Linked DNA regions of Homo sapiens: region 2 is linked to region 1. Evidence: chromatin loops called from intact Hi-C (ENCODE). Cell type or tissue: heart left ventricle. All regions are shown on one strand. Each heading gives the region's core, and the rest is flanking DNA. Links, peaks and the distances in the headings are about the cores only. Region 1 overlaps NAA40 (N-alpha-acetyltransferase 40, NatD catalytic subunit). Region 2 overlaps MARK2 (microtubule affinity regulating kinase 2).

Region 1 (10,774 bases), core at 4,967-7,466:
ATATTCGTTTTGGTCAGGTCGAAGGCCCAATCCACGGTGGCTGGCTCCAGTCCAGACACTCGCTTACATTCAATGGAGACATTCAACCTGAGAAGAGGACAGGACGTGTACGGAATTGGTTACAGCACTCCTGCCAGGGCACTGCTGTTCCTCCCTCAGAATCACAGGGAGGAAGGCCCAGTCTCAGTTACTGCACAGAGAAAAGCCAACCCTGTATCTGCCCCAGCATGACTAGAGAAGGTGCAGGAACAAAGTCTTTCAGGCTGAGATTAACAACTGTGGCCACACGGCCCACCCCCCAACCACAAGGCCCGTTTCCTGCCTCCCCAAGCTGTCCTAATCCGCCTCGGCACTTTGTAAACTTCTTGTCCCTCTCTGCTCTCTCTTTATTCTTTTTCTACCTTTTCTGTCTCTTCTGTACTTTGTTATAAACACTCATGTCTTCTGTTATTTAGTTCCTGCCCTTAGGCATTTTTCCTGTTGCTGTAATTTCTGAGCTGACTCCTCACTAGGCTCCCATGGGACCCCATTCCTCTTATCTACCAATTGCGCCTTCAAAACCACTGGGTGACCCTAGGTCCTTCGAGAAGACTACGGCTCAACACGCCCCACCCCGCCCCAGGAGTCCTGCCTGCCTCATCTGAGCAGGGGGGATACTCTCAGCTGATCAAACAGATTGAGGCAGGAATGGTGGCTCACACCTGTAATCCCAGCACTTTGGGATGCCAAGGCATATGGATCACCTGAGGTCAGGAGTTCGAGACTAGCCTGACCAACATGGTGAAATCCCGTCTGTACTAAAACTACAAAAAAATTAGCTGGGCATGGTGGTGGGTGCCTGTAATCCCAGCTACTCGGGAGGCTGAGGCAGGAGAATCGCTTGAACCTGGGAGGCGGAGGTTGCAGTGAGCCAAGATCGTGCCATTGCACTACAGCCTGGGCAGTGAGAGCGAAACTCTGTCTCCAAACAAACAAAAAAAAACCGGGTGAAGCAGGCTTCAGCCCAACACTGTTTTTCTAAACCCACAAATGCCTAAGTGTTAAGGTATCTGTTTCTAAATGAAATTTAAGTAAAAAACAGTTAAACTCCTTGACTGATCTGTGAAATCACATTCCCTAGAGAGCACTACATTCTGAAAGGACTAGAGTCAGCAAACTCTAAGCCTTTAAAGAGCTCCCGTATCAATACCTTTCAGTGACCTTTGACACAACCCCCAGAGGATGTACGCACTGGAATCCCATCACCTCTACTGACTGGCACACCACACTCAGCCTTATGAATTCAGAACTCCCTGCCCCTGAAGCATCTTCCTTTCTTTATCACCCACTTAGCCATCACAGCTGCCCAAACACAGCACTGCACCTATCTTAACTATAAAATGTCCAAAGCCCACCTGCAGGTACGAATTCTCCATTAAAGTACATGAAAGTAAGATCACAACCACAGGAACCACACAAAATTCAAGGCACCAGAGGAGCCCAGACTTGGCTGGCAATGCCTGTTTTGGAGCTATTCCACATTTCTGGAAGTCAATGGGAATACGGAATATGAAAACACTATGAGGCCGGGCACAGTGGCTCACGCCTGTAATCCCAGCACTTTGGGAGGCCGAGGCGGGCGGATCATGAGGTCAGGAGTTCGAGACTAGCCTGGCCAACATAGTGAAACCCCATCTTTAATAAAAATACAAAAAATTAGCCGGGCGTGGTGGGGGGTGCCTGTAATCCCAGCTACTCCGGCGGCTGAGGCAGGAGAATTGCTTGTACCAGGGAGGCAGAGGTTGCAGTGAGCCAAGATCATGCCATTGTACTCCAGCCTGGGCGAGACTCTGTCTCAAAAACAAAAACGAAAACACTATGAGATATCACAATATGGGATATCTAAAGTATGTCAAAAGACTTTCCAGGCCGGGCGCAGTGGCTCACGCCTACAATCTCAGCACTTCGGGAGGTTGAGGCAGGTGGATCACCTGAGGTCAGGAGTTCGGGACCAGCCTGGCCAACATGGCGAAACTCCGTCTTTACTAAAAATACAAAAATTAGCAGGGCGTGATGTCATGTACTTGCAGTCCCAGCTACTCAGGAGGTAGAGGCAGGAGAATCACTTGAACCCAGGAGGCAGAGGCTGCAGTGAGCCGAGATCGTGCCACTGCACTCCAGCCTAGGCACAGAGCGAGACTCTGTCTCAAAAAAAAAAAAAAACAAAAAAAACCTCATACCAGCTGCTACTTACTGAGCTGCATATATTCTCTTTCTTCCTTAAAAAAAACCTTCCAAGTTTGGCTGGGCACGGTGGCTCACACCTGTAATCCCAGCACTTTGGGAGGCCGAGGCGGGCGGATCACAAGGTCAGGAGATCGAGACCATCCTGGCTAACACGGTGAAACCCCATCTCTACTAAAAATACAAAAAATTAGCCGGGCGTGGTGGCGGGTGCCTGTAGTCCCAGCTACTCGGGAGGCTGAGGCAGGATAATGGCGTGAATCCGGGAGGCTGAGCTTGCAGTGAGCCGAGATGGCGCCACTGCACTCCAGCCTGGGTGACAGAGCAAGACACCATCTCAAAAAAAAAAAAAAAAAAACAGCTTGCAAGTTTGGCATCATCATCCTATTTGACAGGTAAGAAAATGAGGCTTGAGGAATATGAGTGACTTCTCCAAGTAGAGTTATTAAGAAGCCCAGCTACAATTCAATCCCCCAGAGCCCCAGTTTATCCCCAAGCCAAGATGTTACATTCTGGAAGCACAACTCATCAACAGCATCTCAGGTAAGGCAGATTATACTTCCTATTTTAGAAACCAAAACGAGAAAAAAACGTGAGGGGGCCTTCACTCCAGAGCCTATAGTTAACTGGATCAGTAATAGTAACAGCAAACAGGGTGAGGGTTGAAAATTTACCTATTGGGTACGATGATTACTATTTGGGTGATGGGTACACTAGATGCCCAACCCCACCACTACACAGCTGCACATGTACCCCGCGAATCTAAAATAAAATTTTAAAATAAAATAACAGCAAACACTTATCTAGCTTTTATTATGCTGCAGGAACTAACACTTTACATCTTATCCTCCTGACAAGTCCATGAGAAAGGTACTATTATTAGAACCATTTTTGGTTTTTGGGTTTTTGTTTTGTTTTGAGACAGGATCTTGCTGTCACCCAGGCTAGAGTGCAATGCTGCTACCATGGCTCACTGCAGCCTGCATCTCCCAGGCTCAAGCAATTCTCCCACATCAGCCTTCTCAGTAGCTGGGAATACAGGCATGTGCCACCATGCCCAGCTAATTAAAAAAATTTTTTTTTTGTAGAGACAGGGTCTTCCTATGTCGCCAGGACTGGTCTTGGACTCCTGGGCACAAACGATCCTTCCAACCTCAGCCTCCCAAAGTGCTGGGATTACAGGTATGAGCCACCACACCTGGCCCAGGCCCATTTTTAAATAGAAAATTGAGGAACAGAAAGGTTAAGTAATTTGTTCAGGGTCAGCTGGGCACAGCACTTTAGGAGGCCGAGGTGGGAGGATCACTTGAGGACAGCAGTTTGAGACCAGCCCGGGCAACATAGGCAAGACCCCTTCTCTACCAAAAAATATATACATTTTTTTGAGATGGAGTCTTGCTCTGTTGCCCAGGCTGGAGTGCAATGGCGCAATCTTGGCTCACTGCAAGCTCCGCCTCCCGGGTTCACGCCATTCTCCTGCCTCAGCCTCCCGAGTAGCTGAGACTACAGGTGCCCGCCACCATGCCTGGCTAATTTTTTATATTTTTAGTAGAGACGGGGTTTTACCGTGTTAGCCAGGATGGTCTCGATCTCCTGACCTCGTGATCCGCCCACCTCGGCCTCCCAAAGTGCTGAGATTACAGGCGTGAGCCACCACGCCCAGCAAATATTTTTCTTTTTAAAGAAGAAAAGTAATTTGTTCAGGGCCAAATAGCCAGGAATTGGCTTTTAACAATTATACTGTATACTCAGGGAAAGAGCACTAGATTGGAAATTAAAAGCCCCTCAGCTGTCAGGGGAAACTCCATAAACTCAGAAAGCTCATTTGACTCTCTGGGCCTCAGTTTCCCATGCATTAAATGTGAGTGTCAGCCTAGATAATTTTCCAAGTTTGTTTCAGCTCAATGATTCTTTGCAGAGAGAATAATCAGTCCTGAAGAGACATCAGGCCAGGCGCGGTGGCTCACACCTGTAATCCCAGCACTTTGGGTGGCTGAGGCAGGTGGGTCAGTTGAGGTCAGGAGTTCGAGACCAGCCTGGCCAACATGGTGAAACCCCATCTCTACTAAAAATACAAAAATTAGCTGGGCGCAGTGGCTCACACCTGTAATCCCAACACTTTGGGAGGCTGAGACAGGTGGATCATGAGGTCAGGAGTTCAAGACCAGCCTGGCCAAGATGGTGAAACCCTGACTCTACTAAAAATACAAAAATTAGCTGGACGTGGTGGCGGGTGCCTTTAATCCTAGCTATTTGAGAGGCTGAGACAGAGAATTACTTGAACCTGGCAGAGGTTGCAGTGAGCCGAGATCGCACCACTGCACTCCAGCCTGAACGACAGAGTGAGACTCCGTCTCAAAAAAAAAAAAAAAAACCCACAAAAATTAGTGAGGTGTGGTGGCACGCACCTATAATCCCAGGTACTTGGGAGGCTGAGGCAGGAGAATCGGCTGAACCCAGAAGGCGGAGGTTGCAGTGAGCCGAGATTGCGTCACTGCACTCCAGCCTGGGTGACTAAGCAAGACTCCATCTCAAAAAATAAAAGAAAAATTTATCTAAAGAGACATCAGTCTGAGATTAAGTGCAATCTTTGCTCATTTATGGATTCTTCTGCCACCCTACCTGGGGGATTTTATATCAATATAGGGCACGAGTCAGTTTCTGCTTTTGTTTTGTTTTGTTTTGTTTTGTTTTGAGATGGAGTTTCACTCTTGTTACCCAAGCTGGAGTGCAATGGTGCTATCTCGGCTCACTGCAACCTCTGCCCCCCGGGTTCAAGTGATTCTCCTGCCTCAGCCTCCCGAGTAGCTGGGATTACAGGCGATCGCCACCGTGCCAGCTAATTTTTTGTATTTTTAGTAGAAATGGGGTTTCACTATGTTAGCCAGGCTGGTCTCGAACTCCTGACCTCATGTGATCCACCCACCTCGGTCTCCCAAAGTGCTTGGATTACAGGCGTGAGCCACCGCACCCAGCCCTGTTTTTTCGTAAATACGAAGAACAATGAGAAAATTTGTGTCTGAGGAAGCCTACTCTGGAAAGGGAATTCCTGAAGACACTCGAGGAGACAGCAGTTGGTAATGCTCAATGTGACTCACCCGTTTCTATCATATTTCTTGAACACTGGGAAAGCCTCCAGAGGGTCTCCAAGCTGTGGAGGGAAAGAAAAGAGGAACAGCACAGACAAGTGGGGCGGAGGTGCAGATCCTATCCCAAGAGCTGTTGTCTTGGAGTGGGATGCTGTGGGGACCCACAACGGGAGACTAACTTCAGAACCAGGAGCAGCCTCCCAAAACCCACCATTTGCCTAGCTCTGAAGTCACATGTGCGAGGAAGGCTTTGGTGGAAAGGCCCAGGAGAGTTAAGTTTGGCATCACCTGACAGGGCAAGAGGAGACCTCATTAGCCTGTGGGCATACAACCTGCTCACAGCACAGCTAACCCAAAGAAGAGGCTACCTGATCTGCTGCACACTGACTTTACCTGGTTACAACTCCAAATGGAAAATCAAGCCCCTGAGCCACATCCTTATAAATGAGTGTTTACTATGAGTGGGTTAAAAGAATGACCAAAAAATGGGATACTAAATGGAGGCAGGGGCTGGGCACTGTGGCTCACGCCTGTAATCCCAGCACTTTGGGAGGCCAAGGCAGGTGAAATGCTTGGGCTCAGGAGTTCAAGACCATCCTGGGCAACAAGGCCAAACCCCGTCTCTACAAAAATTACCCGGGTGTGGTGGTGGGCACCTATAGTCCCAGCTAATTGAGAGGCTGAGGTGGGAGGATCACTTGGGCCCAGGCGGCAGAGGCTGCAAGGTTGAAGTGAGCCGAGATAGTGCCACTGCATTCCAGCCTGGATGACAGAGTGAGACCCTGTCTCACACAAAAGAAAAAAAAATTATCTAGATCCTCCTCTATTCATAAGGAAGAAGATCCACAGGGAGGCAGCCACTTCACTGGAATCCACGTTTTCCCAAACACCTGGGCCAACTGCTGGCGCCAACTTCCAACACACAGGTATGAGCTCAGTTCCCTGCACAGCAAGGAGGCAGAGGCGGTGTGGGTGGGTAGTGTCACAATTCTGCCACAGGGTGGAGACAAAATAAGTCAAATTATAAACCAAGCTGAAGTCCCAGGAGGCAGGGACTGGGAAGAAAGGGAGAATCACCCTGTTGGCAGCGTCCACTTTGGCACAAACGGCATCCATGGCTGCTCGCTCCTCCAACCGCTTCTGCTTCTTCTCCTTGGCTTTGCTTGACTTTCTCTGCAACAGGGAAAAGCAACGTTAGCTGGAATGGCTGTGGCCAATCAAGCACTGACTTTCCCTTTAAGGAATCGAAGGGCCCTGCATCCACAGGCCTGGCCCAGCAGTGAGAAATTTCCCACCTCTGCTGCCACACATTTGGAGGGGCGGAAAGACCCAAGCAGGTCATTTTGTAGTGGGGAGTCCTCAGAGGTCACCAGACTTCTCAGCTTCCCTTCAGAAAGAGCACTGGCCGTCCTGACACAGACACTGTGGGGACCCAGCGAAACAGCTGACAACGCCTACAGCAGGCCAGCCCCCAGCAGGCACTTAGTAAATATTCACTCACCCGCTCCCTCCTAAGGAGGGAACACCCAACTTTAGACACACTGAAGACCGCTTCAGGGAGGAGACAGCATCTAAGGTAGCCGTTGATGGCTGTTCCTAAGTTTATTCAAAGCCTTTTCGGTGTCTTCCAGCTTTGGGAGACAAAGATCTGGTTGGCCACAGCTCCTGTGGGAGCCGGGTCTCATTTCAAGTGGGGGCCACCGTGTTCGGACTCAAGGACACAGAGCCATTCCCAGAAGCCCTGCTCAGTTAAGGCCAACGAGTGACAGGGCACACCCAGTGACAGGGCAGAGGGCAGGGGCCCAAAGGGTTCACCTCAGGACACAGATGACACATGGCCAGCAAGACGAAGCTGCAGGCACACAGTCAGCAGCAGGGCAGCAGAGGAGCAGCAAGTGGGGATTCTCCTGGCATAGAGCAGCGAATGGCAAATTGCCCACAGCTGCTTCTAGATCAGGTCCTGTTTTGAGGCCGACGTGAGATTCTCTCAGGCCTAAGACCCACTCACCCTATTGTGAAAAGCCAGGTAACACACGGCAAGAGCCAGGCTCTGACACCTGGCAGGCCTCATCCAAAACCTCCTTTTTTCTCTTCTTTTTTTTTTTTTTTTGAGATGGAGTCTCACTCTTTCACCCAAGCTGGAATGCAGTGGTGAGATCTCGGTTCACGGCAGCCTCTGCCTCCTGGGTTCAAGCGATTCTCCTGCCTCAGCCTCCCAAGTAGCTGGGATTACAGGAGCGCACCACCATGTCCAGCTGATTTTTGTATTTTTAGTAGTGACGGGGTTTCACCAAGTTGGCCAGGCTGGTCACTAACTCCTGACCTCAAGTAATCCGCCTGCCTCAGCCTCACAAAGTGCTGGGATTACAGGCGTGAGCCACTGCGCCAGGGCTGTCCAAAGCCTCTTCCTGCTCTCCACCCTCTGCAGTGCTAGGACGAGGCACAGCACTTCTCTGAGCCTCCCCTGGCTTGATGACTGAGGGTCCTTATGAGGGTTAATATGGTATGTGTTCAATAAAAGGCTATTCTCATTCTCTCTCCCCAGGACAACAAGAGAGCACAGGCATGCAGACTGCATGCACCACCCAGCTGGTCCCCAGAAGGCATCCCAAAGGCACTGGTAAGTTGGCTCTGCTTTTTACCAATAGAGCAGCCTCTTTTGACACCTCCCCCCCAACACCCCTCCTTTCCCTGAGCTCTCTGGAGAGGTTTGACAACTCCCAATTACATCTAGCCCTGACACGGACTGGCCCCAGGAAAGGACACTCAGAGCGATTAACCTTCTGCATGAGTTGAAAAACCAGATGCTGGGGAAGTTCTCAGAATCAGTTCTACCCACTATTTTCCAAGGAATGACACTGCTTACCTCCTACTTTAATCAACCAAGAAGAAAGGAGTTCAGATACCAGGAACTCACAGGGATTGTTCTTATAGCCACAAACTCTACCAACACCAGCTATTAATTATCTCATGGCTGAGCGCTGTGGAACACAGGCAAGATCTCATATCTTACCTCCCTAGAGGAAGGAACAAAATAGAGAATAGACTGTCTTCATAAGGCTGGACTCCTGGAACAGAACTAGCCTCCCTCTACCATGGACAGGTTTAGAGCATTCATCTTTTTCTCTGGAAATTTAGATTTCAAGACAACACAGAGATAAAGCTTGCAAAGTACCTTTACAAACATTATGTTTCTTTTTTTTTCTTTATTTTTTTTAGAGATGGGGGAGTCTCACTATGTTGCCCAGGCTAGTCTCAAACTCCTGAGCTCAAGCGATCCTCCTGTCTTGGCCTCCCAAAGTGCTGGGATTACAGGTGTGAGCCACCACACCCGGCCTAGGTTATGGTTTCAATTATCAGGGCAGAAACTATCACTTCCCTTTACACAATAGGAAACTGAGCCTTGAAGAGACAATGTGACCACTCAGTTCTGCAGTGAATAAAGGGCAGAGGGGAGACTCAATCCCAGGGATGGGCTGCAGATCATGTTTGTTCCACTGGCCACACTGTCCCCTACTGAGGCGCCTATGTCCTGCATAGTGGACTTCCACTTGGTCATCAACAAAGATTCTTGCACCCTGCCACGATAAGGCCTGGGCTTCAGAAGCCCTCAGCAACCACTCGGCAACTCCTTTCTCATTGCCTGGCTGGTTTGGTAACAGCGTGCCAACACAGTGCCGCTATACACCCTACCCTCTGCACTGAGGCAGAGGTGAGGGACAGAGAAGCGTCGGATGGAAGGTGTCCAGGGCTGCACCATGGGGCAGAAGAGCATGAGCTTTGGCGTCAATCAGATTGGGCCTATGCTCTTCCTGACACCCCCAGAATGACTTATGAAAGCAACTCCATCTCCATGAAGATGGGGGTACAAATGTTGGCCTCTTGGAGCTGTAAGGGCAGGTTAGAAGCCAGCACACCTTCAGTGCAGGTACAAGCTCCCTTACTCCACCCTACATGCTTGTTCTCTTATACAGGGCTCAGGGATCAAAGGTGCTGGAGGGCAAGGGTAACGCCCAGAACCCAGAAAGCACTGAAGCCTGGGTTCCCTCCATCTCACTTCTAAGCATGAGCAGTAATTCCCAAGAACAAGCAGCAGGAGGGCCAGCCGGGCCTCTAGTAGATTTGTGGGCTCATTCATGTAGACCTGGCAATCCTCAGAGCAAGGCCTGGAGCTGCCATGGCCTGAGACCGCAATAACTCAAGAACCCCTTACGAGCTCCGCTGCCTGCCCATGGGGCAGAAGGCAGGGTGCAGCCAGCTGGGCCAGACAGGCAGGGAGGGGCCGCACTAGGAAAAGTGGTCTCCTACTGTTCCAATTAGCTTTGCCCCTGCCTTGTGGAAGTAAGGCTGTCCTACAGGGACACAGGAAAATGCTCCTAATTAAAATGGATAATAAGCACAGTGAACAGTAAAGCTCACTGTGGTTAAGTGTCTTTTCCAAGGGAGCTTTGTACAAAAAAAGAGAGTGCGGGATTTTGAATCAAAAGACCTGGATTTGATTCTCAGCTCTTTCACTTACTAGCTGCGTGACTTCAGGCAAGTTACTTAAGCTCTTTTCAGCAAGTTGCTCAAAATTTCTCTCTCAGTTTTCTTCTCCATAAAATGGGGCTCGCAATGTCTACACCAACAGTCGCAGGAGGGGACTTCTGTTTACAAAGACCTCCCTCAGATCTTCTGCCGGTGCTTTAATAAAGGTGATCTATTTTACTTTTCACAACCCAGCATGGTAGGTGTGACTACTTCTTTGATGAGAAACCTGAGGCACAGAGAGTTAAGGAACTTGCAGGGTCACAGAGGCGGTGAGGAGAGTTCTCAAAGCGGTCTCTTCCTCCCACTCCCTCCAACTCTCCCCATGAGGTGAGGGTAGATCCGCTTTATCTGGCTATGTTCACCCAGTGCTCACCAAACAGCAGATACTCAGTTCACATCTGCTGAATGAATCATCCAAGATCCAAATCCACGTTTGAACCCTAAAGTCATGCTCCTTCCACCATGTCACAATCACATGTATATGGCATTTTTTGTTATAAAGTGTTACATAAATGTTTCCATGTGCAGTGTAAAACTCTTCCCCTTACTATTCCCATTGAAAAAGTAACTCCACACACAGTTCTACGACTGGAAGGGGTCATAAAGACAAATTAAAAAAAACACACCCAGGCTGGGCGCGGTGGCTCATGCCTATAACCCCAGCACTTTGGGAGGCGGAGGTGGGTGGATTACCTGAGGTCAGGAGTTCAAGACCAGCCTAGCCAACATGGTGAAACCCCGTCTCTACTAAAAACAGAAAAAAGTAGCCAGGCATGATGGTTAATACCTGTAATTCCAGCTACTCGGGAGGCTGAGGCAGGAGAATCACTTGAGCCTGGGAGGCAGAGATTGCAGTGAGCTGAGATTGTGCCACTGCACTCCAGCCTGGGCAAAAAGAGCACAACTCTGTCTAAAAAAAAAAGGAAAAGAAA
Region 2 (10,774 bases), core at 7,321-9,820, 74 kb after region 1:
CCCACTTCAGTGTACTCTGCAAAAAATACCCATGAGGGTAATGAGCCACGAGATCCCCTATCCCAGTGATGGATGAAAAGTGAGTGATCACCAAGGTGAGCTGGAGACAGACTCAGAATATAGGCACAGCCAGGGACCAGCAGGGCCCATCCCACTTGCTCCCCTGAATCAAGCCCTAGCCTTCCTTTCATCGGAGGGAAAACCCTCTCCTTCACACTTCCTGCTGCCCATGACAACCACCAGGTCCTCAGACTTAATACAGTTCTCTCTGCCTCTCTACATTTAGTTTCTCTACTGCTTTGCTATCAAAACCATTGTGTCTTGCTGTGACAATGAATGCAACTCGAGCCATTCTAAGAGCTACCAATTGGGGACGGACAGTGACTTGTATAAGAATCTAGGAGACAATTATTTATTGTTTGCCACACTAAGAGTTCTGCTTTGATATTTGTTACTTGAACCAATGTACTGACTCTAAGGCCCGGTTAACTCTAGGGTGTCAAAATAATTTCACCCATACACACCTGCCTCCTGTCCTGCTGCAAAAATCAGCATTCCCACCCTGCCCCCAACCCCTCCCCAAACTGCCTCCTGTTACAGAAAAGCAAAAGAACTAAAAACGGCAGCTGGGGAGCTCAGTTGACTCACCCAGCATAATCATCTCCTCCCAGAATCTCCCATCTTCTCCTGGGGTTTTTGCCAACACAAAGTAAAAAAGAAGCATGAGATCTTAAAAAAAAAAACAAAAAAAAAACTCAGCATTTATGCAACAGTCTTTCTACCTGGGTACAGATTTAACCCTTTGTTTCTGCCCTTTCCAATGTTGTTTCCTTAAAACTTGCTTGTATGCTGAGGATAAGATCCAGCCTGGAGCTGGGAAACAGGCCTTCTAGACCCCCTAGTCCCAGCATTGCTGCTGGAAAGTGCAGAACAAGACATATGCCTCTTCCTGCTGCATCTTTCTCTGGAAGTGAACAAATACTGCCTCCCTACTCCTCCAGTTTCAAAGAGGGAGTTGAATAAGGAGGAGGAAATGTCAGAAAAAAATACTGGGACAAAGTTTGTTGCTCCAGAAGTCACCATGGCCAGAGGTCAGAGCACATCAGAAACCACCCCAAGGCTGTCACTGCCACCCTCACCTCAGAACTGTCTCCCTGTTGGGCCAGGCTGCAAAGTGGCTACTCCACTTAAGTGACCACTAAAAATCCAACTGGCCAATCTTTCTAGAAGCAAGCCCTTACTGGGCTGCTCCTGCTGAAGGGAGAGGTGCTATCTTTCTCCTGTAGCAGATCATTAAAAAACCAAGCAGGAGAGGGCACCTAAGTTGTGGAATGAGGGCATCCTGTTTCAGGTGCTACTGGACTATGGATCAAATCAGCTGACATGGAGAACCCAGACAAACCTGCCCCTCAAGGCAATCACAGAAGACAAGGGTAGCTCTCTAGCAACCTTTCTGGGTGGGAAGAGGAGGGTGCTTCTTTTCTGTCATTTGGCATATAGGAGGACAACTTACTTGTGTGATAGATAGTGCCATGACCACAAAATGTGATTTTTTAAATGTTTTTTTTTTGAGACAGAGTCTCACTCTATCGCCCAGGCTGGAGTGCAGTGGTGTCATCTCAGCTCACTGCAACCTCTACCTCCTGGGTTCAAGTGATTCTCCTGCCTCAGCCTCCAGAGTAGCTGGGAGTACAGGCGCTCACCACCAGGCCCAGATTATTTTTTTGTATTTTTAGTAGAGATGGGGTTTTACCATGTTGGCCAGGCTGGTCTCAAACTCCTGTCCTCAAGTGATCTGCCTGCCTCGGCCTCCCAAAGTGCTGGGATTACAGGCGTGAGTCACCGTGCCCAGCTGAATACAAAATAAAGAGACACTTCCACAGGCAAATGCAAATCTGTTGCAGCATATTAGTCAAGAAATCCCCAAGTTACCAAAAGTTCTGTTCTAAGAAGGAACTCTTTTTCCATAGAAACATGTTACAAATGGTAGCTGTGTTCTCAGGCCAGCCCATGAGGTCCCAGCATAGTATTTCAAGGGGTACGTGAATTGTACTTAAGACTTAAACCATAGCCCAGAACAGGAAATGAATTCAGAGTTCCAACTCAGGACCCGGGAACAGATCTTTGCTCTCCAAGCACCATGGGCAGCAGACACGGGGGCTCCCTAGTCTTCAAGCTCTGGGTGAGGGCTTGAATCAAGAAGACTTGAGCCAGGTGCGGTGGCTCACTCCTGTAATCCCAGCACTTTGGGAGACCGAGGCAGGTGGATCACGAGGTCAGGAGATCGAGACCATCCTGGCTAACACGGTGAAATCCTGTCTCTACTAAAAAAACAAAAAATTAGCCGGGCGTGGTGGTGGGCACCTGTAGTCTCAGCTACTCGGGAGGCTGAGGCAGGAGAATGGCGTGAACCCAGGAGGCGGAGCTTGCAGTGAGCCGAGATCGTGCCACTGACTCCAGCCTAGGCGACAGAGCGAGAGAGACTCTGTCTCAAAAAAAAAAAAAAAAAAAAAAAAAGACTTGAACAAGAGAGCTTCAAAGCATTTGGGGTAGAGCTTAAGGCTGGGTAGGAGAGAGGTTCTGAGGAGATATAAACCCAAATGGAGATGAGGAATGAGGCTGGAGGAAAAGAATTTTAAATGGGTGCTGCCTTACACAAAAGAAGAGCTAATTAAGGAAGACTGGGTAGAACAACTTCCAGCTAGAGGAGAAAAGACAACCTGCAACAGTACCCTGACATAACAGGGGCAAATGCTCTTTACAACTGTCTTCCCTACTAGGCAACCGATGCGGGGGCTGTGCTTCATACCTGCCTTACTGGGCTTGCCACTGCTGCTGCAGTCTCAACCCTGCACTGAGAACCGGATCCTGTTACTAAGTGGCCATGGCCTGGGCAGGTATCCTGGCCAGCTTGCCAGATCAATGGAGGATTCATTTGTCAGCAGTTAGGTGAACAGTGGAAAGCCCGAGCTTCTCAGTGAGACTGAGTATATGTCAGCTTATGGCTTTAGGCTGAAGGTGCCCCTCAAAGCCAACCACTGCTGTTTATTCACTGGCGGCAATGACAATTTTGCTCCAAGGGGCCCTTGCTGTTTGTACTTTCTACCTAGGAGCAGAGTATGGCAAACCAGATGACAGCCATTTTCCATTACGTGTACCTTATTAAAAAGCACTTTTTTTTTGAGACAGGGTCTCTGTCACCATGCTGGAGTGCAGTGGCGCGATCTTGGCTCACTACAGCCTCGACCTCCCCAGGCTCAGGTGATCCTCCCACCTCAGCCTTCTGAGTAGCTGGGACTACAGGTGCCCACCACCATGCCCAACTAATTTTTGTATTTTTTGTAGAGATGGGGTTTCACCATGTTGCCCAAGCTCCTCTCAAGTGATAGGCATGAGCCACTGCATCTGGCCAAAAGGCACTTTTTATACTTAATTCATCCTTTCAGCATCCTATGAAAAGAGTCTGGGCTGGGTGCAGTGGCTCACGCCTGTAATCCCAGCACTCTGGGAGGCTGAGGCGGGCGGATCACTTGAAGTCAGGCGTTCGAGACCAGACTGGCCAACATGATGAAACCCCATCTCTACTAAAAATACAAAAATCAGCCAGGCGTGGTGGTGGGCACCTGTAGTCCCAGGTACTCAGGAGGCCCAGGTGGGAGGATCACCTGTGCCTGGGGAGGTCGAGGCTGCAGTGAGCCGAAATCATGCCACTGCACTCCAGCCTCGTTGACAGAGCAAGACTCCGTCTCAAAAAAAAAAAAAAAAAAAAAAAAAAAGAGTCTGATTGAACTGGTTTCTAAGAGAAGGGAATGGCCCAAGGCAGCAGAAGACCTGGGCTTTGAGCTTTCTAACCTCTGTGGTATGAACCTGGGAATGGCACTCTTCGGTGCAGAAGACCTGGGCTTTGAGCTTTCTAACTTCTGTGGTATGAACCTGGGAATGGCACTCTTCAGTGAGATTAGCTCGTGCACTGGTCGAAGCCCTCAGGAACCAGAACCACCCATTAACAAGTGGCTGGGAGGAAGGGGGCCGCTTTTGGGCATTGTTAGATGTGCTGCTACACAGACTGTGGACAAGGGAATGCTGGGTGTTTTGAAGGAGGCAAGCAGCCAAGTCTGTAGCTCTCCACCTCTGAATTCACTCAGAGATGGCAGGGAAGAAAAGATGGCTCCAAGAGGAATACAGCTCCTACCCAACAAATCCTAAAAGGCAGCTCTAACTGGCAATAGGAATGGCGGCATAAACGAAGACCCAAAGAAGAAACCCACCCAGGATACCTCTCATCAGTAGAATTTAGCTGGGTGGCCAGAGGCCACGGCTACCCATTCTGTTGCTCTACATAGTTCATGCTAACTACCAAGGACAAAGAACCCCACAGCCATAACGGGGTCCCTACCAAGTCTTGAAAACAGTAGGTAAAGAATCAGAAATTACAAAATATCCACACCATCTAAAGCACGGACAACAATGCCTGGCGACATGCTGGTTATTTCTATAATTACATATCCTTTCCCAACTTATTCTGTAGGTTGCCAGAAAATATAACTTGAACTTCTGTACTCAAAGCTCATCACGAATTCTCTGTATCTCCAAAAGGAGATGGATGTTTTCTCCAGGAGAGTCCTGAAGTTGAAGGCTAAGTTTGAAGGCTAAGTTCTGGTCATCTACACACATGGCTTGAACTTGGACTTGGGTTCAAGTCTGCACCCAGGCAGAAAGGCTGCTGTATAAATGGAGCTAGAAAAGTCTCCAGCAGCTCAACCATTTTATCCCTTCCACAAAAGGCCACTCTACTCTCCCCTGATGAAAACACACACATCCCGCCCTAGATGTATGGGCCTGGAAACTCTGCAAATCAACAGTCTTTATGGGAAATGTGATCAGTGTTTTACACACACATGCGTGTGCACAGTGTGGCCAGAGTAAGTCCATTCTCATACACAGTGCTTACTGAAGCTGGGCGCTGCCTCTTCAGCTGTGAGACAAAGGAAACCTGTGTGCATGTGTATGGGGAGGGAAGTGATGGTGCTGCTGAAAGCTTAGCCACACTTCCAGCTCCTGAGTGTGTCTGCCATAGAATCCAGCAGCCTCTCTGGCGGCCAGGCCCCCATCGCCACTGTCCTTCACACAACATAACAGGTCACTGTTTAGGACGATGGGATTTTTGGTGTTGAGTTTTATAGCCCATGAACTAGCATACATCTGCCCCATCTCAAGGGCGGTTTCCTGAAACAGCTGCATGTCCTGGGCCCCTGCAGACAGGATTTGAGAAAGATAAACAAGACGCCAGAACTAGAAATTTTAGGGTGATAAAGAAGGAATGAAAGTTGGCCACAGTGTCTCACACCTGTAATCCCAGCACTTTGGGAGGCTGAGGTAGGCGGATCATTTGAGGCAAGGAGTTCGAGACCAGCCTAGGCCACATAATGAGATTCCCCATCTCAACAAAGAAAAATTAGCTGGGCGTGGTGGCTCACGCCTGTAATCCCAACAACTTTGGGAGGCTGAGGTGGGCGGATCACGAGGTCAGGAGTTTCAGACCAGCCTGAACAACATGGTGTAACCCCATCTCTACTAAAAATATAAAAATTAGCTGGGCATGGTGGCACACACTTGTAATCCCAGGTACTCAAGAGGCTGAGGCAGGAGAATCGCTTGAACCTGGGAGGCTGAGGCTGTAGTGAGCCGAGATCGCACCACTGCACTTAAGCCTGGGTGACAGAGTGAGACTCTACCTCAAAAAAAAAAAAAAAAAAAAATTAGCTGGGCATGGTGGCATGCACCTGTGGTCCCAGCTACTCAGGAGGCTGAGGCAGGAGGATTGCTTGAGCTAAGGAAGTTGAGGCTGCAGTGAGCCTTGATTAGACCACTGCACTCCAGCCTGGGCGACAGAGTGAGACAGTCTCTTAAAAAAGGAGAAGGAATGAAATTATCCTCTTCTCACAGCTGAAAGCCCTACCCCATGGGAACAGACTTTTCCCACCCAGTCCTAAGGCCTCACACACACTCCCATTTACCTTTCTTCGTGGACCAGGATTCCTGCTGGTATCTCCACTCTACCCTGACAGCTCTACCATGTCAAGTGACCGTGGTATCTAACGCTGATGCTGGTTAAAGAGATAACCAAGGTCATGTGAGCTGGGCCGACAAGTTCTGCTGCACTTGTTTATAGACAAGGGGATTAGAACAACCTGTCAAGGGAGGGGAGGGGGCAAACCCTGCGCACAGGGCAAGCATTGGCAACACAGCATAGAGGCCTCCCGCCAAGAAATTTTTTGCTCAAATATAAAGCAGAAATCTCTCACCAAACACCAAACCAGTTAACTATGCCAAATACCACTTATGATCAAGTGACCTTGAGGCACTGCTCAATTTTTCCAATGTTCTTTGGGTTTTTTGGGGGTGGAGTGGAGGGGAAACTAGGAAGGTAGGCAACATAAGGTCCCTAAAAAGCCCCAAGTTCAATTAATACCCAAGCAAAGCATGTAGGGCTGAAAAAAGAGGAGATGTCTTAAGGGTATATTTGTATAAAGCAAGCATTCAATTCTCAGATGCCTAAACTCCCAATCAGAAATCAAAATGCCAAAACAGAACTTTCTGTGACCACTTATGTTGGAATCAGGAGGAAAGTAATTGTTTTTAGGTGCAGTTCCAGGGCAGAGGGGATAAGGCAGCAGGGAGTCTGGACACCAGGCCAAAGTCATCCTCTCTAACCAGAGGGTCAACCTGACAATAACAGTCGCTGGCCGCAAGACACAGGAAGGAAGAGGGAAAGGTGGTCAGCACCTGATCCCCTGGCCTCAGGCACTACAGGCCACAGAAGCTATAAGGCTATGGCACAAAAGCTGACCCCTGGCTCTGTGAAGTTACAGGCTTTCCAGTGCTCCTCTGCAAAACCATTTGTCACAGCCCCTAAATAACCAATCTTCAGGCTGGGCACAGTAGCTCATGCCTGTAATCCCAGTCCCTCGGGAGGCCGAGGCAGGCGGATCACCTGAGTTCGGGAGTTCAAGACCAGCCTGGCCAACATGGTGAAGCTCTGTCTCTTATTAAAAATACAAAAATTAGCTGGGCGTGGTGGCGCATGCCTGCAGTCTCAGCTACTCGGGAGGCTGAGGCAGAAGAATCGCTTTAATCTGGGGTGTGGAGGTTGCAGCGAGCCGAGATCGCGCCACTGCACTCCAGCATGAGCAACAGAGCAAGACTCCGTCTCAGAAAAAAATAAAATAAAATAAACAATCCTCCCCATTCAGCAGGGTCGGGCTGCTACTGGCTGGTCTCTGCCTCAGGCTCTCAAGTCTTAGCAGCGAGAGGATGTTTCCTTTTGGGTTTTCCCACAGCTGGCTGTGGAGGTTGGCAGAAGACTAAAGTGGTGCCCCTTTCCTAGCCAGCCAAAGGGGGAAGGTGAAACAACTGCTGGCAGCCTGTGCTCCCACTCCAACATCCCCTTTCTCTCAAAGGAGCAGCTACCACTCTCTTGACCTTTCAGCCACTGTCTTGTTGAGGCCAGGGAAGATGCACCCAACCTAAGAAAACTGAAGGTAGTAAGTTAGCAACAAGAGAATGGAGCTTAGGAACTAAAGAACCTGGCTTTCGGGAAAAAAGGGATATTGTACTCTAAGAGATTCAAAGAAGAAACTCCCCAAACCACCCAGCCAGCTCTTCTGAAGAGCAGGGGTATTTAGAAGTGCTTTCCATTTCCCAAGCTATTAGAGAACAGGGTGGCCTTGGACAGACCTGGCAGACATCTAGCTGGGTCACCATCACCCCTAAGGAGACTGGTCTCCAGTAACAGCAGAATGAGTGCACACACCTGCCACAGAGTGCCAGCCCGGGACAGTAACGTGCTCCAGAGTTCACATACTCATGCGCCCCGGAATCTCCTCCAGATCACTGCTGACATGCAGAGCAGGGAGGTGGACTGAGTCCCGCTCTGAGCTGGTCACTCCAGTTTGCCTGGCAGGGTGGGGGTGGGGGTGGGGGTGGGGGCAGGGAGAAGTGGGGGAGAGGAGGAGGAGGAGGAAGGGAGATTATGATTCTTTATTTTCAAGCCCTGCCCCTAAAACCAGGGAGGGAAGCGGCGGGGTTCCCGTTGCAGGAGCTCCAATCTCTGGGCACTACAGAGCCAACCAGCTGCATAAGAATTTTGGAGAACGTGCACATCAAACAAGCTGGGAAAAGGAGGGGAAACCAACCACGGTAGAAGCGGGTTGGTCCCCTGCCAAGAACTCTGAATGGTACTCCTATCAGAACTAGAACATAGCAGGAGGTGGGCAGGTTTATGGCCTCTGGGAAAAGGCAGGTTTATGGCCTCTGGGAAAGCAGTAAAGACTGGACAAGCATGGAAACAAAACTCACTCCCTGGCAGGAGACGACAGCCTATGGAGTCAGAAGTGAAATGCTGTCCCAGTAAACCTTTCCCAGTAGGATAATCACATTCTAACCTTAGGTCAATTTTCATGTGCTTTGCCGGCTGTGACCTGGACCCTGCAGTGTGGAACACGGTCACTTCTACAACCCTGTAAGTTAAGGTCTGCACTCCAAGCACTTGTGAGGGAAGAGGGACTCTCATTGGCTGTGTTGTGCAATCTAGTCTGTGGCCAAGGGCAAAGCAGAAGCCACAGATGACAGGCCCTCCCACAGGGAGAGGAAAGCTCCTCCCTTTCCAGAACACAGCCCAAGGCTGCCACAGAGAGGTGCTGTTTAGTGACAGAAATATTTGTCAGGAGTGGCCGGAGGAATGGCCACTACATACTTCCTCTTTCTCACCAACTGCTACCATCAGCCTCCACTGGCTGCCTCTCAAAAGCCTGCAGAACCTCCGGTGGCAGGAGTGTTCTCTGAGTCATTCCCTCAAGAGAAAAGGGAAAGTGGGCCTGACTCCTGGGCCTGAAGAAGCCTCACAGTGCCCTCAGCCAGCCCTTGCTGCAGAGCAAAAGCCAAGGATTGAAATCCTGGACAGCCTACTCTTCACCCACACCTGCACACAGTGAATACTCTTCACCCACACCTGCACACAGTGAATACTCTTCACCCACACCTGCACACAGTGAATACTCTTCACCCACACCTGCACACTGTGAATACTCTTCACCCACACCTGCACACAGTGAATACTCTTCACCCACACCTGCACACAGTGAATACTCTTCACCCACACCTGCACACTGTGAATACTCTTCACCCACACCTGCACACAGTGAATACTCTTCACCCACACCTGCACACAGTGAATACTCTTCACCCACACCTGCACACAGTGAATACTCTTCAGCCACACGTGCACACAGTGAATACTCTTCACCCACACCTGCACACAGTGAATACTCTTCACCCACACCTGCACACAGTGAATACTCTTCAGCCACACCTGCACACAGTGAATACTCTTCAGCCACACCTGCACACGGTGAATACTCTTCACCCACACCTGCACACGGTGAATACTCTTCAGCCACACCTGCACACGGTGAATACTCTTCAGCCACACCTGCACACGGTGAATACTCTTCAGCCACACCTGCACACGGTGAATACTCTTCACCCACACCTGCACACAGTGAATACTCTTTAGCCACACCTGCACACAGTGAAAGCACTCCCTCTTACTCCAGAAGATGGCACATGGCGGTGGGGGGAGCACCAACACTCATCTCAAAAGGCACCCAGGACTGGGAAAAGGAAGTGATGGCTTCGTATTTAAAGCATGCCTTAAAAAAACAACTTTCTGTATGCACGCACGTACACACACACACAAATATGCATATACACACACACAAACATAACTGATTTTATGTATGTGTGTGTAGGTATATACACATATACATGTAAAATTGATATCAAATTAGATCCACATGGTTTCTGGATTTTTGCCCACACTGTATTATGAGCTGGCTGTCTCCCCTTCCCTGCCTGCAGCTCCAGACTAACTCTCTTCCCTTCCTAGAGTCTCACTCTGGGTTCCAGCCACCTGTCTTCAAATGTACAATGGCCTCTCAGACCCCCCCAGGTCTTGGCCACAGCTTTCCACTGCCTGGAACACTTTCCCTCTAGCAGTCACTCCCATTCCTCTTTGTGGTGAGCCTCAGCTCAGACATTGCTTCCACCAGGAAGCTTTCCTGATCCCTGCATCACTTCACAGGGTCTCTCCGGACATTTCCCAGCTCGGGCCTTCCTGCACTAGCACTTCATTGCTTGCTGAACGGCCTCCTTCACAACTCTTGTTGGCTGTCTTGTTCACTATTACACAGACTGAGAGCAGCATAAGGGAATTTCCAAGACTAAATCACTTCGTGTCTTCAGTGCCCAGCCACAGTGCCTGGCACCTAACAGGCTCTCCAGAAATGCTTTCCTAACTCACCACGGGAAGTCTCGGGGTCAGAGTCTTCTCGCTTTTCTCGGAGTGACTCCTCACCCAAAAGCTCTTTGCACAGCTCTGCTCCATGTGACCCCTTTTAGCCTGGGTCAGGGCTAGAATGCTGGTGCCGACTTTTAAATCATTCCCAGCCGGGCGCCACGGCTCATGTCTGCAATCCCAACACTCTGGGAACCCAGGTGGGAGGATCACTTGAGCCTAGGATTTGAGACCAGCCTGGGCAATATTGTAAGACCCTGTCTCCACAAAAATACAAAATACAAAATAAATCATCATTCCCTAGGGCCTCTGGCACCTCTATGGGCATAGTCTCCGGCAGGATTTCAGAGGTGCTCTCCAGTGTGCAGAATTGGGGCCTGCTACCCTTCCACTTGTCCTTTCCCAGCTTGCCTTCTGCCG

Evidence for each region. Peaks named below come from ENCODE experiments on the same cell type or tissue, not always from the same donor. Only the 100,000 strongest peaks of a DNase experiment are listed, where the experiment ranks them.
Region 2: a loop joins it to region 1, with 2.1 times the contacts of the local background. A loop is called at or near these places in 17 of 110 quality-filtered maps.

What each region holds. Positions count from the first base shown.
Region 1 is chr11:63,941,551-63,952,324 of GRCh38, reverse strand. NAA40 (N-alpha-acetyltransferase 40, NatD catalytic subunit) reads right to left here. Exons shown (of 8, transcript NM_024771.4): 2 at 6,390-6,485; 3 at 5,322-5,374; 4 at 1-87. Among named protein-coding and RNA genes, the nearest start is that of NAA40, 7.9 kb to the right of the region's middle. RefSeq lists an enhancer at 6,353-7,282. In heart left ventricle, for the core only: a CTCF peak has its summit at 6,297 (motif pointing right); DNase peaks (open chromatin) are centred at 6,334 and 7,174; H3K4me3 peaks cover 694 bases; H3K27ac peaks cover 931 bases.
Region 2 is chr11:63,870,103-63,880,876 of GRCh38, reverse strand. All of the region lies in intron 1 of MARK2 (microtubule affinity regulating kinase 2), which reads right to left. Among named protein-coding and RNA genes, the nearest start is that of MARK2, 36 kb to the right of the region's middle. RefSeq lists enhancers at 5,119-5,620, 8,922-9,031. In heart left ventricle, for the core only: a CTCF peak has its summit at 8,678; a DNase peak (open chromatin) is centred at 8,706; H3K4me3 peaks cover 419 bases; H3K27ac peaks cover 1,655 bases.